Linked DNA regions of Homo sapiens: region 2 is linked to region 1. Evidence: chromatin contacts called from ENCODE Hi-C or POLR2A ChIA-PET data. All regions are on one chromosome and are shown on one strand. The core of a region is the stretch at or near the end of the contact, and the rest is flanking DNA. Distances in the headings are between cores, read along the strand shown. Region 1 overlaps LINC01599 (long intergenic non-protein coding RNA 1599). Region 2 overlaps LOC100506446 (a long non-coding RNA gene).

Region 1 (7,029 bases), core at 2,210-4,709:
CACCACCCTGACCTCTGCCTGTATCTCACATGCTGTTCTCACTGTGGGTGTGTCTGTCCCCACCTTTTCTTTTTTTTCTTTTTTTCTTTTTTTTTTTTTTTTTTTTTTTGAGAAGGAGTCTCACTCTGTCACCCAGGCTGGAATGCAGTGGCTCAATCTCGGCTCACTGCAACCTCTGCCTCCCGGGTTCTTCTGCCTCAGCCTCCCAAGTAGCTGGGACTACAGACGCGTGCCCCTACACCTGGCTAATTTTTGTATTTTTAGTAGAAATGGGGTTTCACCATATTGGACAGGCTGGTCTCAAACTCCTGACCTTGTGATCCGCCCCCTTGGCCTCCCAAAGTCCTGGGATTACAGACATGAGCCGCCACCGCACCCGGCCAAATTTCCCCTTTTCATAAGGACAGGAGTTATATTAGATTAGGGCTGACCTTAATGACCACATTTTAACTTGATTACCTCTGTAAAGACTATCTCCAAATAAGGCCATAGTCTGAGGTACTGGGGTTTAAGCCTTCAACTTTTTTTTTGAGGCAGGGGCAGAGGGGACAGAATTCTATGCATCCCCAGCCTCACCGCACCCAAAGCCAGCATGCTGAGGCCTGCAATCACCCCAGACAGCCCCAAAGGTTTGTAACTAAACATGCTGACCTTCTCCCCTTGACTCTTGATGTTTTGGATTTGGTTAGCCAGAGGCTGGGGAAACAGATCCATTAAATTCTGCGTAGCTTGAAAAACCCATCTGCGTAGCTTGAAAAACCCAAGGCAGGGCAGGTCAGTGAAAGCACCTCCAATAATTCTTGTGGATTCTCTAAAAGGGTATGATTTTTCCAGCTCTGCCTGAGTATTGTAACTCTTCACACTTTCTTGGGAAGGGTGAGAATGGACAGGAAAGACCAGTTGCTTTGCTGGACTTTGTGTGATTCCCTGCGGCAGGACCTTTGCCAGGGCAGCCACTGAGGGAAGGTAGCCAAGACTTGGAGCACCTTCGGGCTGTGAGCCTCATTCATTCCTGGAGGCAAAAGTGCCCAGGGCAGGCCTAGCTCTGGTGTGGGAGTCAGGAAAGAGAGGAGGTGCAGGGCCGAGGGGAGGATAAGGGGATCAAGGAGGTGATGAAGGAGGCTGGGAAAATAGCTATTGTAATCACAGACTTTTCTATAAAATAGGTAATTTATGTGTAGTGCAGAACAATGATCTTTTCATTAAGCTGAAAAGAAGCTGTGTATAGTAGTTAGGATTATATTTGGCTGTGTGTGACAGAAAATGTCAAAGTAATAGATGCTTTTTTAAAAATTGACCCTTATTTCTCCCTTTTACAAAAGAAGTCGGGAATTAGGCAATCCAGGGCTGGTATGGCAGCCCAAGGCCATCAGGGAAGGAGGCTCCATGTAATACGCTGACCCTCCAACCTTAGCATGTCTCGTCCCTAATGGCTTTTCAGCCTCCAGCCAGGTACCAGGTAGCAGGAAAGGGCCTTCTCAGAGGCCCCGCATATTACCTCTGCTGACATCTCATTGGCCAGAACATAGTAAGGTGGCCACATAATCTTTTCTCTGGGTAGCTATGTACCTAGCAAAAACTGGGGACTTGTTATTAAGAAAAGACAAAAAGTTGGAGACCTACAGTGGTCTCCACTACACTGTATATGAAGGCAAGACAGTTAATTTCTACCTAAATTCCCAAATGTATCCTCAGGAAGAGAATGTTTCTGAAGCATGAATTCTTTGTGCATTGGAGGATCTTCCCTTTCAACCTTCAATTGCACTGCGTGAAAACCACTCCTCAGGTTCTCAGCTTCAACCTCACTTTCTCAAGGAACCCTCCTCAGGCCCCTCAGTCTGCATTAGGCTTCCCTGTTTTATGCTCCCATTGCACCTTATGCTTCTGCTTCAAAGCCTCTGCACCCTGGTCATTATTGACTCATCTGGAATTATGTGTGTAAGGGCTGTCTTGCCTGTAATCTAAACTGTAAGCTCCCTGAGGGCAGACTCTGCTTCACCCTCCACTGTCTTCCAATGTGTGGCACCTAGTAGGCCCTCAATAAGTATTTGTTAAGTGATTGAGTGATTAGAATATGAGAGAGACCCCAGATTCAAGGCCATTTCCACCGAGACCTTTTTTTTTTTTTTTTTTTTTTTGAGACAGAGTTTTGTTCTTGTTGCCCAGGCTGGAGTGCAGTGGCGCGATCTCGGCTCACTGCAACCTCCACCTTCTGGTTTCAAGCAATTCTCCTGCCTCAGCCTCCCAAGTAGCTGGGATTACAGGCATCTGCCACCACGCCCAGCTAATTTTTGTATTTTTAGTAGAGACGGGGTTTCACCATGTTGGCCATGCTGGTCTCAAACTCCTGACCTCGTGATCTGCCCATCTCAGCCTCCCAAAGTGCTGGGATTACAGGTGTGAGCCTCTGCACCCGGCCAACCTTTTCTTTCTTTAACTAGACTTCCCTGGCTGAGACCAAGACAAAACCAGATTCCCCTGAGCTGTGCACCTGCCGGGACTGGAGCAGCCCAAATGCCCATGGGAGGGCTGTTGACTGGGGCTGTCAGACCAGGCTCTCCGAGGAGGACTCCCACACCCACAGCCAACTCCACTTTACAAAACCAGCTCCAGCCAGAAGTATGCTCGGGGGGGCAGGAGAACAGAAACTGCAGTAGTGTGGGTGGATTTTAAATCTGCAAATGCAACTGGCTGCCCAATGTTTGGGAGATAAAATAGGTCACTATCCTCCCCTTGGTTCGGCGTCACTCCCAGGCCCTAAAGGGGAGGGAAGAATTTTGTGATCTTTGCTGTCACAGGCTATGGACAAATTTGGTTATGTTCAGCTTTACAAGAGCTGCCCGCCCACCTGACTCTTGTTCACAAGACCCCTAAAAATCAGAAAAAGATCAGTCCAGGCTGTTCAGAGTTGGATGGGGAATCTTCCTGAGGACAGTTTTTAAAGAGTCCATTTTGACACCAGCCAAGACAAAAGCCAGGACCCAGAGTCTAGACAGCTCCCAAGCCTGCCGTTTTCAACTTGGCCTTAGGATGGAGTCTTCTGTTCTCTGGCAATGAATGACAGGCTTTTAAAGGAGTGACAAAGAGCAAGCCCTGGAGAGAGCCCCATGAGGCCTTGGGGTAAGGGCTTCCAGGACTGTTCATGAGAAGCTGTGCATGTCTCCCTCCAGCTTCCCCAGATGAGACACCAAGATTGAGAAGTGAAGAGTCATCTCCAATTTGGCAGACATCCTGACCCTCCACACTCACCATTCTGATATTTAGTCATTACCATCCTGGCATAGTTAACCACTTCTCCTTCTGACTGAGAAGCTGAAAGTGATATTCAGCCTGGGTGTGATGTGGGGATTTTCTGGGACAGGGCGGAGATGATGAGATGCTGGAGTTGCATGAGCTGGTCATTACAGTCAAGACTTGTGAACCAGTTGTGAAACCCTTGGTAACCTGAAATCTGCTATGGTGGGAGTATTTACACTACAGAAATTGGCCAATGCTGCAAATCAGGGTTTCTTTCTTTTTTCAGTGAGACACTGCACCAGCACACACTGCATTACTCACGCAGGAGGAGCTCTGGGAGGGCGGGAGAAAACCATGGGTGAGCAGAGTTGAGGATGTTTGGTGCTTCCCCTGATGGCTTCATCATGTCATCTTTCTTGGCTCTTCATGGTCAGTGTTTTCTCCGTGGAAACACCAAGAGATTCTACCTCTGCTCCGTCAGCAAACAAGGAAGTCATTGATTTTCATGGCCCCTGTGCTAGAGAACTCCAAGAGCCCAACTTCTTCAAGCAGCAGGCCCATTTTCTGGTGGAGAAGAGAGAAGGCAAAGCCAGGGAAGGGCATTTAATAGTGACAACTCAGCGAAAAGTAGAGGCAGCCCAATGATCAAAGGTGTCTTCCTTCAAAGCCCCTGAGTGAAAACAGCAATCCATGCTTACCGATGAAGGCCACAGGTGATGTTTCTTATGTGAGTGCATCCATCTGCTTCAGGTCATATTTTCAGAGGTCATACAAGGCTGAAAGGAAGCAAATCATTTTCATGAGAAGGATAATAAATGAGACCAGGATTGGTATCGAGAAAAGTTTTTAGACATTTCTGAGCTGGCCAGCCTGGGGAAGAAAGTGCTTCTAGATACACAGATTTCCAGGACTCTCCCTGAGAGGGTTAGATTCTGGGGGTCTGCAGATGGGGCCAAGAACCCGTGTTTTAAACAGCCCCTTCCTCACCCCGTGATCCCGCTGATGGCAGCCTGCGGACCGCACTTGGAGGAACTGGTCTAGTGAGGGTCCTCGGAGGGCGTTTTGCAGTGGGTGGAACTGAACTCTGAGTGGGATCTTCCTTCAGTACCTAGGCCCTGCCCTGCCATGGCTATGGATCTTCAGCACTCATCCTTGGGGACTGGTGCTGGGTGTTACGGGAACAGCATAAAAACACAAAACAAAAAAATTCCATTTCTCACCACCGGCGGTGAGAAATGGGGGTGGAGCCTGGAACTGTGGTCACAGGGCTCCAAGAGGAGCAGCCAGGATGCCATTGCACAACCAGCCACCTCTAAGAGAAGCAGGACCAGGCCCAGGGCTAAGCCTTCACAAGCCCTGCCGCCAGCTGCCAGCCACCCTTCCTCCCTGGGAGAGCCAGAAAGGGAAGCATAGTGAAGCCCTACATGGTGGCCTCCATCAACAGGGAGGCCCCTCTCCTCCCTCTGCCGCAGCCATCCTACTTTCGGCCAGAATGTCCCAGGGCCAAACTGAGGACAGGGCGGCCTCTCCAGAATCCTGCCCTTAGGGGCCCTGCCAGAGACTGGTTTTTCTTGTTGGAGGCACCTCTGCACAGTTTGCATTTATAAGGCCTGAAGAACTCATCCCAAGAACCCAAGCCCACTTGCAAAGATGGGATAGAGAAGGGGCATGGCATTCCACAGATGGGCTCACTCTGGAGAGGAGCTACTGACCCAGCAGCAGTTCCCCCTCCCTCACCCCTGCTCACCACCCCAGGAAGACATCCGAATCCCCATCAAATGGTCCCTGCCAAGAGCATCGTGGTAACATGGGGAAAGAGAGGATGCTAAGTTGCCCCTCTGCCCACTGGACTCCGTCTCATCTGAGGAGAATTCCACAGCAGCCCCTTCTGGGCTGTGCTCTTTATGTCTCTAAGCCACTTCCTGTTTCCTTTTCTAGGTCATAAGCCAGGCTTATAGTTGGTGTGAGTCACTTACCTAGGAAGCCCAGAGCACACGGCTGCCTCTCAGGGAGGGAGCAAAGGATACAGCTTAGAAGTGCAAGGCACTGGTTTGCTCCTAAAACACATAGATTGTCCTAGACTTTTAGCAGTGCTGTGTACCATGGCCCCCAAGCAACGCACGCCTGGGAGATCCGTGATTTGCCCAATTTGCGTTCCTCTGCTGATGCCAGGCTTTCAGTTCCCAGGAGGCACCGGACAAGCGTAGTTTTGCAAATGAAACATTGCTTTGCCAAGGGGCTAGGCCTATCAGACAATCATCAGGCAACAGCCAGCAGGCCCTGTGAAAGTCATGGCCAAGAAGCCATTCAAAAGCATTGTCTTCTAGTAACTAAATTTCAAATCCAGGGGGAAACCACAGCTCAGACATCGGCCAGTGTTCAGCAATCTGGATTCACAGGGAAACGGACAGGAATAGATTCTGCACAAGTCTATTGTGCATTGTTTTCCCTTCATGACATCTAGGCAGTTTATTCCTCCTGACTTCCACTACTCACTGCATGAGGATTATTCTGTGGAAACCAGAGTACTAAGGACGAGGCGCTGGATGATTTGGTCAAAGTCAAATGTGCCAAGTCAGCATCGAGCAGCTATTTTTGCCTTCCAATTCCATTCCCTGAACTTTTTTTCTGTGAAAGTGTCTTGTAAGCTGGAACACACCTGAGGTGGCAGAGGAAAAGCAGAGTTCGAATCTCTTCCCCAGGCCTCTGAGTGAGTTTTGCATTCAGGGATGATACTGGGGCAAGGGGCTTGAAAGGTCCTGATGTTGCTGACACCCACATAAAACACTTTCTGCAGCAGGGAAGGGAAGGGGAGAGGAAAGAACAGGCAGAGAAAGACCCAGAAACTCAGATCAGCCTAGGATGAGGGTAGCTGTCCTGAAAACAATCAGAAATCCAGAGTCCTGACTCTCCAGCAGGTATGGTCTTGATCCTAGTGAGATTATCTTCAAAGAGAAAACAAACTCTAGTCATGCAGAGAAGCAGCATTGTTCCATGCAGATCTATAAAAAACAACAGAAAGAGCATCATCCCCTTAATTATTGAGGGAATAGGAAAATAGGAATCCGCATACCCTGCTGTTGAGAATATAAACTGGAAAAACTGAGGTGGGGAATCAGTTGAGGCCAGGAGTTCAAGACCAGCTTGCCTAACGTGGCGAAACCCCATCTCTACTAAAAATACAAAAATTAGCTGGGTGTGGTGGAGTGCACCTGCAATCCCAGCTACTCGGGAGGCTTAGGCTAGAGAATCGCTTGAACCTGGGAGGCAGAGGTTGCAGTGAACTGAGGTCACACCACTGCACTCCAGCCTGGGCAACAGAATTAGACTCTGTCTCAAAATAAATAAAATAAATAAATAACTGGAAAAACATTGCTGATTGGCCACTTGGTAATGTTTGAGGCAGAGACTATGCTTATTCTGGGTCCATTACACTCTTGTTTTCCTCCTGGACACTCAGGAAGACTACACTTTCCAGCCTCCCTTGCAGTTAGGAGCAGTCATGTGACTGAGTTCTGGACAATTGGAAGGTGGGCAGAGGAAGCGATGTGAGTCACTGCCAGGCCTGACCCTAAAACTACCTGTGTAATTCTCCATGCTCTGTCTCTCTCCCTTTACTTATCAGGTGAAATCAGAGCATCCAGTGGAGACGTCCAAGGCCGGTGGCAAATGGAGACCCATCATGTAGGCAAACCCTGGTTCCAGACGACCATGCAGAGTGCCCTCTACTCCCAACCAATGACTTGTGTTGAACTGTGACATAAAAGAGAAATACATCTTTATTGTGTTAAG
Region 2 (7,029 bases), core at 1,695-4,194, 88 kb before region 1:
CTTTGGGGTTATTTACTGTAACTGCAGTCTTTTTGTGATTATAGAATTTCTGATATTTGAAAATAACTTTTAGGTAGATAAAATGCAGACATTTTCTAGGGATGGGGAGTGAGGGGTTAGAGATGAGACAAGACAGTGGATGAGTTTGGATTTAGACTTCTTTATTTAGGGGCCCTCTGGGACACCCAGGTGGATATGGCCAAAATGCACTTGGAGATGGTCCGGGACTCAGAAGACAGTTCAGGGCTAGAGATAAATATTTGGAATTACTAGCTTATAAGTAATATGTGAAACTGTGAGAATAGATGTAACATCCAAAGGAGGAAGCATAAGTTGAAAAAGGTTGATATTAAGGGCTGGGTAGAGAAAGATGATGTGAGTGGTCATAGAAACAGGAGATTTGGGGAAGAGCGCTGTTTTGGAAGTCAAGGCCAAGGTTGAGATAAGAGTCTGGCCATCAAGCAGTCACTGGCCTCAAAAAGCAATTTTGTGAGGCTGGGTGTGGTGGCTCATGCCTGTAATTCCAGCACTTTGATAGTCTGAGGCGGGCAGATCATTTGAAGTCAGGAGTTCGAGACCAGCCTAGCCAACATGGTGAAACACCATCTTTATTAAAAATACAAAAATTAGTGGGGCATGGTGATGGGCGCTTGTAATCCTAGCTACTCGGGAGGCTGAGGCAGGAGAATCGCTTGAACCTGGGAGGTGGAGGTTTCAGTGAGCTGAGATCACGTCACTGCACTCCAGCTTGGGTGACACAGTGAGACTCCATCTCAAAAAAAAAAAAGAACAATTCTGTGGAGTGGAGCAACTGAAAGCCACACTCCAGTGGGTTGAGGCACAAATAGCTGCTCAGGGAGATTGTCAGTGAGAAGGTGAGTAGACTGAGCAGTTTTTCATGATGGAGTGTTGACCATGTTTCTTAGGGAGAAAAGGAAGAGGGAGATTTGTAACAAGGGAAAGAACAGAGAAAGAAGGGAGTGGGGCCTATCGATGGCTTGAGGTTTCAGGGATGTGGGGATAGCATCAGGAGAGCAGTGGTGAGTCTAGGAGGAGGGTACACATTCCTTCAGCTGGAACAAAGAATGCAAGTGAAAATATAAGCTGGGCTGGGCACGGTGGCTCACACCTGTAATCCCAGCACTTTGGGAGGCCTAGGCAGGTGGATCAACCTGAGGTCAGGAGTTCGAGACCAGCCTGACCAAGATGGTGAAACCCTGTCTCTACTAAAAATACAACAAATAGCTGTGCGGGGTGGCAGGTGCCTGTAATCCCAGTTACTTGGGAGGCTGAGGCAGGAGGCAGGAGAATTGCTTGAACTCGGGAGGCAGAGGTTGCAGTGAGCTGAGATCATGCCATTGCACTCCAGCCTGGGCGACAGAGCGAGACTCCATCTCAAAAAAAAAAAAAAAAAAAAATTAGCTGGGTGTGGTGGCACATGCCTGTAGTCCCAGCTATCTGGGAAGCTGATATGGGAGGGTCGCTTGAGCCCAGGAGGTTGAAGCTGCAGTGAGCCAAGATTGCGCCACTGAACTCAAGAGTGATGAGACTCTGTCTCATAAAATAAATAAATAAATAAATAAATAATGGAAAAAGAAAAAATGTAAGTTGGGAGATAGAAAAATGGTGAGAGAGTTATCCTGATGCCCTCTTCTTTCTCAATGAAGCAAAAGGCTGGGTCACCGCCTGAGTGTGAAAGGAGTTTGGGAGCATCTTTAGAAATTAAAATATATGATGCACCTAGCTTTTGTGGACCCCATATATTACATTTCTTTTTTTTTTTTTTAGACAGAGTCTTGCTCTGTTACCCAAGCTGGAGTGCAGTGGCACGATCTCGGCTCACTGCAAACTTGCCTCCTGGGTGCAAGCAATTTTCGTGCTTCAGCCTCCTGAGTAGCTGGGGTTACAGGCGCCCTCCACCATGCCCAGCTAATTTTTGTATTTTTTAGTAGAGACGGGGTTTCACCATGTTGGCCAGGCTGGTCTTGAATCTTGACCTCAGGTGATCCGCCGGCCTCGGCCTCCCAAAATGTTGGGATACATTTCCATTTTGGAATCTAAGTCATTTTTCACTTTCTTCTGAACCCAAGAAACATAACGTGTAAGAGCCAACAGCTTATACCAAAAGTCATGCAAATGCTAAGGTCTCAGTCCTGCTTGGAAAACTCACCCTGGGAATTTCTGACCAGCTAAGAGTTTGCCTTCAGATGTGTCTCTTGGTCTAATATAGTAAATCTATGCCAACCTATGCAGGTTTTATTGATGTGAAGATTGATGGCTGAGTAATTTATACCTTAACTAACCTGATAAGTTGACTCACTCTTTGAGAATGTTGTATCTTCTATGGAGAGAGAGTGAGAACTCCTTGGGGTAGGGAGGTCCCCTGAGAACTGTTAGTGTTCCTGATGTAATAATATGTCTGAAAGCCTTTTATTATGGAGTGAGTGTGACAGTTAAGGAACGGAAAGAAAGAAATGTGAGTCACACAAAATCCCCATTCCAAGTTCTGTAGCCATTGTCAATCATATTCAGGAAAATGTTGTAAGGAACTTAAATATTATATACTCTATTTATATTTTATATAATCTTTATAAATGCTATATACTTTAGCTTCACCTCTGATGGAAAAAGAGACATATGTGTAGTTTCACTTTCCTCTTCTATTTTATTATGCTTGCACTAAATGAGGCAGAAACACCTTAGCAGAGTGATTGGCCATGAGGGAGGGGACATGGGAGGGGATGTCGGCTTCTGCAGTGCAGAGGAGCCCTCAGAATTTAAAATTTTGCTCTATTTTCCTTTGAGATGTCTTACCTTTGCCCCAGGTTTCCCATTTCAGAGCATAATGTGGAGCAGGCTCACCCTACACGGGCACAGAATTCTGCAGGAGCTTGCCTGTTCTTGTCCTGGCTCCACACCGCTCCTCAGGGTTGGGTACAAAGTAGCTTTCCAAACCTCAGGTATGACCAGCCAGAACCTGTTTATTGCTGGCCACTGGCCAACTTTGAGGGCACTGGTACTGTGGCTCCCAAGATCCTGCTAATGGGCATGTTCAGTTACACACAGGCTGGGGATGGCCAACAGTAGTACAGCCTGGAGGATTTTGCACTTCCTTTGGCTGAACTAACAACATGAGACCCTTAAATACAGATCAAGCTAAGTGAAAAAGTTAAGGAAAATTAAAACAAGAAGCATTGGAAAGATTTTGCCTTTACTTAAAATTCCCCAACATTTTCCTTTTAAAAGAAAATTAGCTAACCAGCTTTTAGTGGTCATTTATGGCTTATAAATACTTTCTAAGACTTTGTGTCACTTCCTGTTGCACAAATGGCAGGTTGGAATGTGCCCTTAGATCTCACCTAGTATTTCCCTTTCCAGAGCATCTGTCTCCTCTATCATTCCTGGATCCTGAAAAACCTCCAGAAGAAAGGAGATGCTTTTGCGAGACACAGATCCCAAGGCTCCCCCTACTCCAGTGCTACCAGATGTAAGAGAAGACCCCTTTCCTGCCTGGACCTATGCCACAGGCTGTATCTGTTCACCACACTCATCACCCAAAGCTGGAGAAGCAGCAAGGAGCAATCACAGATGTGGGGTGATGTGTCCCCACCATTGTCATGATCCTTTGGACGTATCTTCCTCCTGTACACTTGAGCAGATTTGGAGACAGTCTATGAACATGTTTTTTTCCCCTGTTTTTATCAAGTGTTCTCTGTTTTCTACTGAATCTTCAAACACAGCTTGTGTCTTATTTTCTGTTGGATGTATCGAGAATAGTATTTTCCCACTTCTGAAGAGCTTAAAAAATAGGCCATACTTCTGTTTTTCTGAGAATGTAGTTCTGCCTATAAGTGGGGAGATGAAAATAGCCTTCTAAATCTGTGGTCCTTAAGTTTATCTTCCCTCTTAACTTCACCAGGGAGCCAACAGCACCCATGTGCCTCAGGGTGGAGGTAAGAGTGAGAGATGAAGTGCAAAAGGTTGTTCAAACTTAAGTGCCTGGCAAGTCTTTTGGTCCCTGAGCCTGGGGAATTGCTATAGAAATCTAATCAGAGAAAGCAATCCAGGGCCAATGGGCAGGGCCAAGTACTGGGCAGGAATCAGGGTCATGGGTTACAAATTCATTTGAGAGTGAAATTATGAGCTTGCATAAAACTTTTATAGGGCTTGATCCTGGGAAATAGGTGAGTACCTTTACAAGGTAGTTAACTGAAAGCTGGAGTTTTCAAGACTTTAACGCTTTTTTCTTCTCCTTAAGTGGTTGGGAATGTGGTGGACATTTGTTAAGTGTGTTTATTTTTTGTTCAGCTTCCCTTCTTCCAATCACAGTTTTGGTGTGACACAGTATTCTACATTGTGTTCACGGCCAACCCCCTCCCTCTATTCAGGGACCTCCAGGGAATGGTGCAGGACTCAAGCTCAGCCAGTCAGAGCCTCCTTTCTGGACCTTGAATATCAAGGGAAGAAGCAGAGGGTGAAAAATAGTTCAGAGGACGCTAGTGGTGGCAGTGTCATCTGTGGGCAGCAGTGAGGTGCTGGCAGGGGCAGACTGTCCTGTGGAATGACCTGGGCCATGCTCCTCCGTGCCCATTCTCTCTTGGTTTCCAGCCATTTTCCTGATCCTTGTTCTCTAGCCCTCCCATCCATCTTGTGAACTATTCAGTATCCTTCTAATACATTCCAGCTTAAATCAAATTAGTCAGGGCTGGTTTCTGTTGCTTGCAACCAAGAATTATATTGGGCCATCTGATGTTCCTATCCTCAAATCTAAAGAGATGTTTCCAGTGTTGCTAGTTGGAGTCTACTTAGAATGGTCTGGCAGCAAGCATGGTATGTCCCTCTATGTGAAAGGAGCTGTACTTAGAGATTTTAAGACCAATCTAGAGTCTAGGGTTTCCAGCATGTTTCCCAAGTGGACCCAACTAATTTGATGTAGAGAGAAATTCCACTGAGTATGGACTCCAAATAGTCAATGTTTGTAGGTATGAAGCCCAAGCCACAAACCTAGGTGGCAAGAGATGGTGAGTTTCTTCATGTATTTAAATCAACTTAATTTCAACTTTACCTTTTCCTACCTAGCAAGAAGGAAATATATTCCCAGGCACACTTGACTTCCCCCAGAACCTCCTCACCCCAAAAGTTGTTTGGAAACCCAGTGTCTCTAGTGCCAGCATGTGGGGAGGCCCTCTGGGCATCAGTCACCAGACTGGATTGGTGGCTGCTGAAACATCCATTGTCCTGGCCAGTGTGGTCCCTTCAAACCTAGTAGCTCTGTTTCTCCCCCTGCAGTGTTTGAAGCATGGGAATCTCTAGCAAGGCTGTTCCCTAGACCTCTGTCTCCCTAGGTGTGCCACAAAACAAAGCCTTTGAAGATTTGATCACCTCCCTAAGGCATGATTAGTCCACTTAGTGGGGAGGACTCTAGTCCCAGATACTTGAGGAATCTATAGATTTCTGTCCCTCCTTGTTTCCAGGAATCTGTTAGCCTGATGAACATCCCACTTTCTTCATAGTTCCCTTACAGGATTCCCTATAACTACCTAATAAGTTAATTAATAGCTTAAGCTTGTGAAAACAAAATTCAAGAAGGAAAATGTCCTGCAGGCAGCTTTTGCTTTCTGCCTTGCTACAAACCTCCTTTGAGGCAAAGATGCACAGAGCCTGTTCCTTGTTCAAATGGGAGAAGGGAGATGGGTCACTACATAGGATGGAAGGAAAATTTTTAAAAAATAAGCAATTTTTTAAAAGTCTTGTCAACAACAGCTAAAATTAATGAGGGGAAAAATAAAACAGAAGTTCTGAAAGGCTATCCACTGCCAAAGACAAGGATTAGTAGAATTTGTATTTGGTGTCACCATCATCTGTGATTCCTTAAAGTTTCTTTCTTTCTTTTTTTTTTTTTTTTTTTTTTGAGATGGAGTCTTGCTCTGTCATCCAGGCTGGAGTGCAGTGGCACAATCTTGGCTCACTGCAACCTCCACCTCCCAGGTTCAAGTGATTCTCTGCCTCAGTCTCCCAATTAGTTGGGATTACAAGTGCCCACCACCACACCCGGCTAATTTTTGTATTTTTAGTAGAGATGGTGTTTTGCCATGTTGGCCAGGCTGGTCTCCAACTCTTGGTCTCAAGTGATCCACCCGCCTTGGCCTGCTGGCATTACAGGCATGAGCCACCGTGCCCAGCCTCCTTAAAGTTTCATAAGAGATGTGATCTCATTTCTAAGCTACTCTGGTATGAATGTCACTCCCTCTTTTCTCACCCTAACTTTTTCAAGTCAGGAATGAGGAGTATTTCTTGTTTGCATTCTGGAAATCAAGTCAGCAGTTCCATCTCTAATTAATATGAAACTTCTACTCCACTGAAAACAAATATTTGTGTTACAAATGAAAGAGAATATCATCCACAATCTAGCTTCTTACTCAGTCCCATGTTGCAGCTGTTGCTTTAAATAGAATCCACTTGCTATAGACTTGGATAGCAAGATGCTTTGGTGAGGTATCTCTGTTGGCATGTGAGCCTAATACTTCACTGATATATTTAAAATAAGCATATGCTAAAAATTTTTTGTTCATTATAAATGCTGATTCCAAGCAGCAAAGAATTCACATTTTGGGAATTTACAAGCCTAATTCATTCCACACATATGAGGCCAGATCCTGGTAGAATTGATGTCTCCCTAGAAGAGGCAGTTGGAAGGGAGAGTTGGGTCTGCACAAACTCATAACCATTGTTGATTTTGAATCACAGAAACCCTGGCTCAAATGGGCTTAGATGAGAGAGGGCCTTATCATCCCATTTAACAAGGCCAGAGGTGGGTTGGCTCCAGGATTGGCCAATTCAGGGGCTTAGGGACATCATGGAGGACCTCCCAAGCCCACAGATATTGCCCATCTTTCCTCTCTGCAACCTTCTGTGTGGCTTCTCACGACCAAGGCATTTCCCAGCATCAAATCATGGCAAGATTTTGAGCCAGGGGAAAGGAGAGGTTTCCTCTTACCTGTCTCTTCTTGATAGCAACAGAATTTCTCC

What was found. A loop is a pair of places that touch in the nucleus more often than their neighbours do. ChIA-PET counts read pairs that join two places held with the same protein, here RNA polymerase II (POLR2A). Pooled maps may share reads with other maps.
Region 2: a map of mammary epithelial cell shows a loop between it and region 1 (6-fold over the local background). The contact joins two enhancer-like sites. A Hi-C loop is called at or near these places in 4 of 168 maps with a recorded cell type or tissue (GM12878, PC-9, mammary epithelial cell and 1 more), 14 of 37 single-sample maps with no recorded cell type and 10 of 50 pooled maps. POLR2A ChIA-PET finds 5 or more read pairs at or near these places in 13 of 52 experiments (BJ, CD4-positive, alpha-beta memory T cell, GM12878 and 8 more).

The regions. Positions count from the first base shown.
Region 1 is chr14:50,035,457-50,042,485 of GRCh38, forward strand. It overlaps LINC01599 (long intergenic non-protein coding RNA 1599), which reads right to left. Exons shown (of 9, transcript NR_131171.1): 5 at 3,936-4,013; 6 at 3,559-3,801. Among named protein-coding and RNA genes, the nearest start is that of LINC01588, 31 kb to the left of the region's middle. RefSeq lists silencers at 2,469-2,558, 2,995-3,289 and an enhancer at 3,149-3,198. Within about 2 kb of position 3,460, at least 16 of the 41 ENCODE cell types and tissues checked have a DNase peak (open chromatin) inside an H3K27ac peak, as active enhancers do; they include PC-9 and mammary epithelial cell, where a contact is called at or near this core.
Region 2 is chr14:49,948,092-49,955,120 of GRCh38, forward strand. All of the region lies in intron 2 of LOC100506446 (a long non-coding RNA gene), which reads right to left. Among named protein-coding and RNA genes, the nearest start is that of MIR6076, 15 kb to the right of the region's middle. Within about 2 kb of position 2,945, at least 11 of the 41 ENCODE cell types and tissues checked have a DNase peak (open chromatin) inside an H3K27ac peak, as active enhancers do; they include PC-9 and mammary epithelial cell, where a contact is called at or near this core.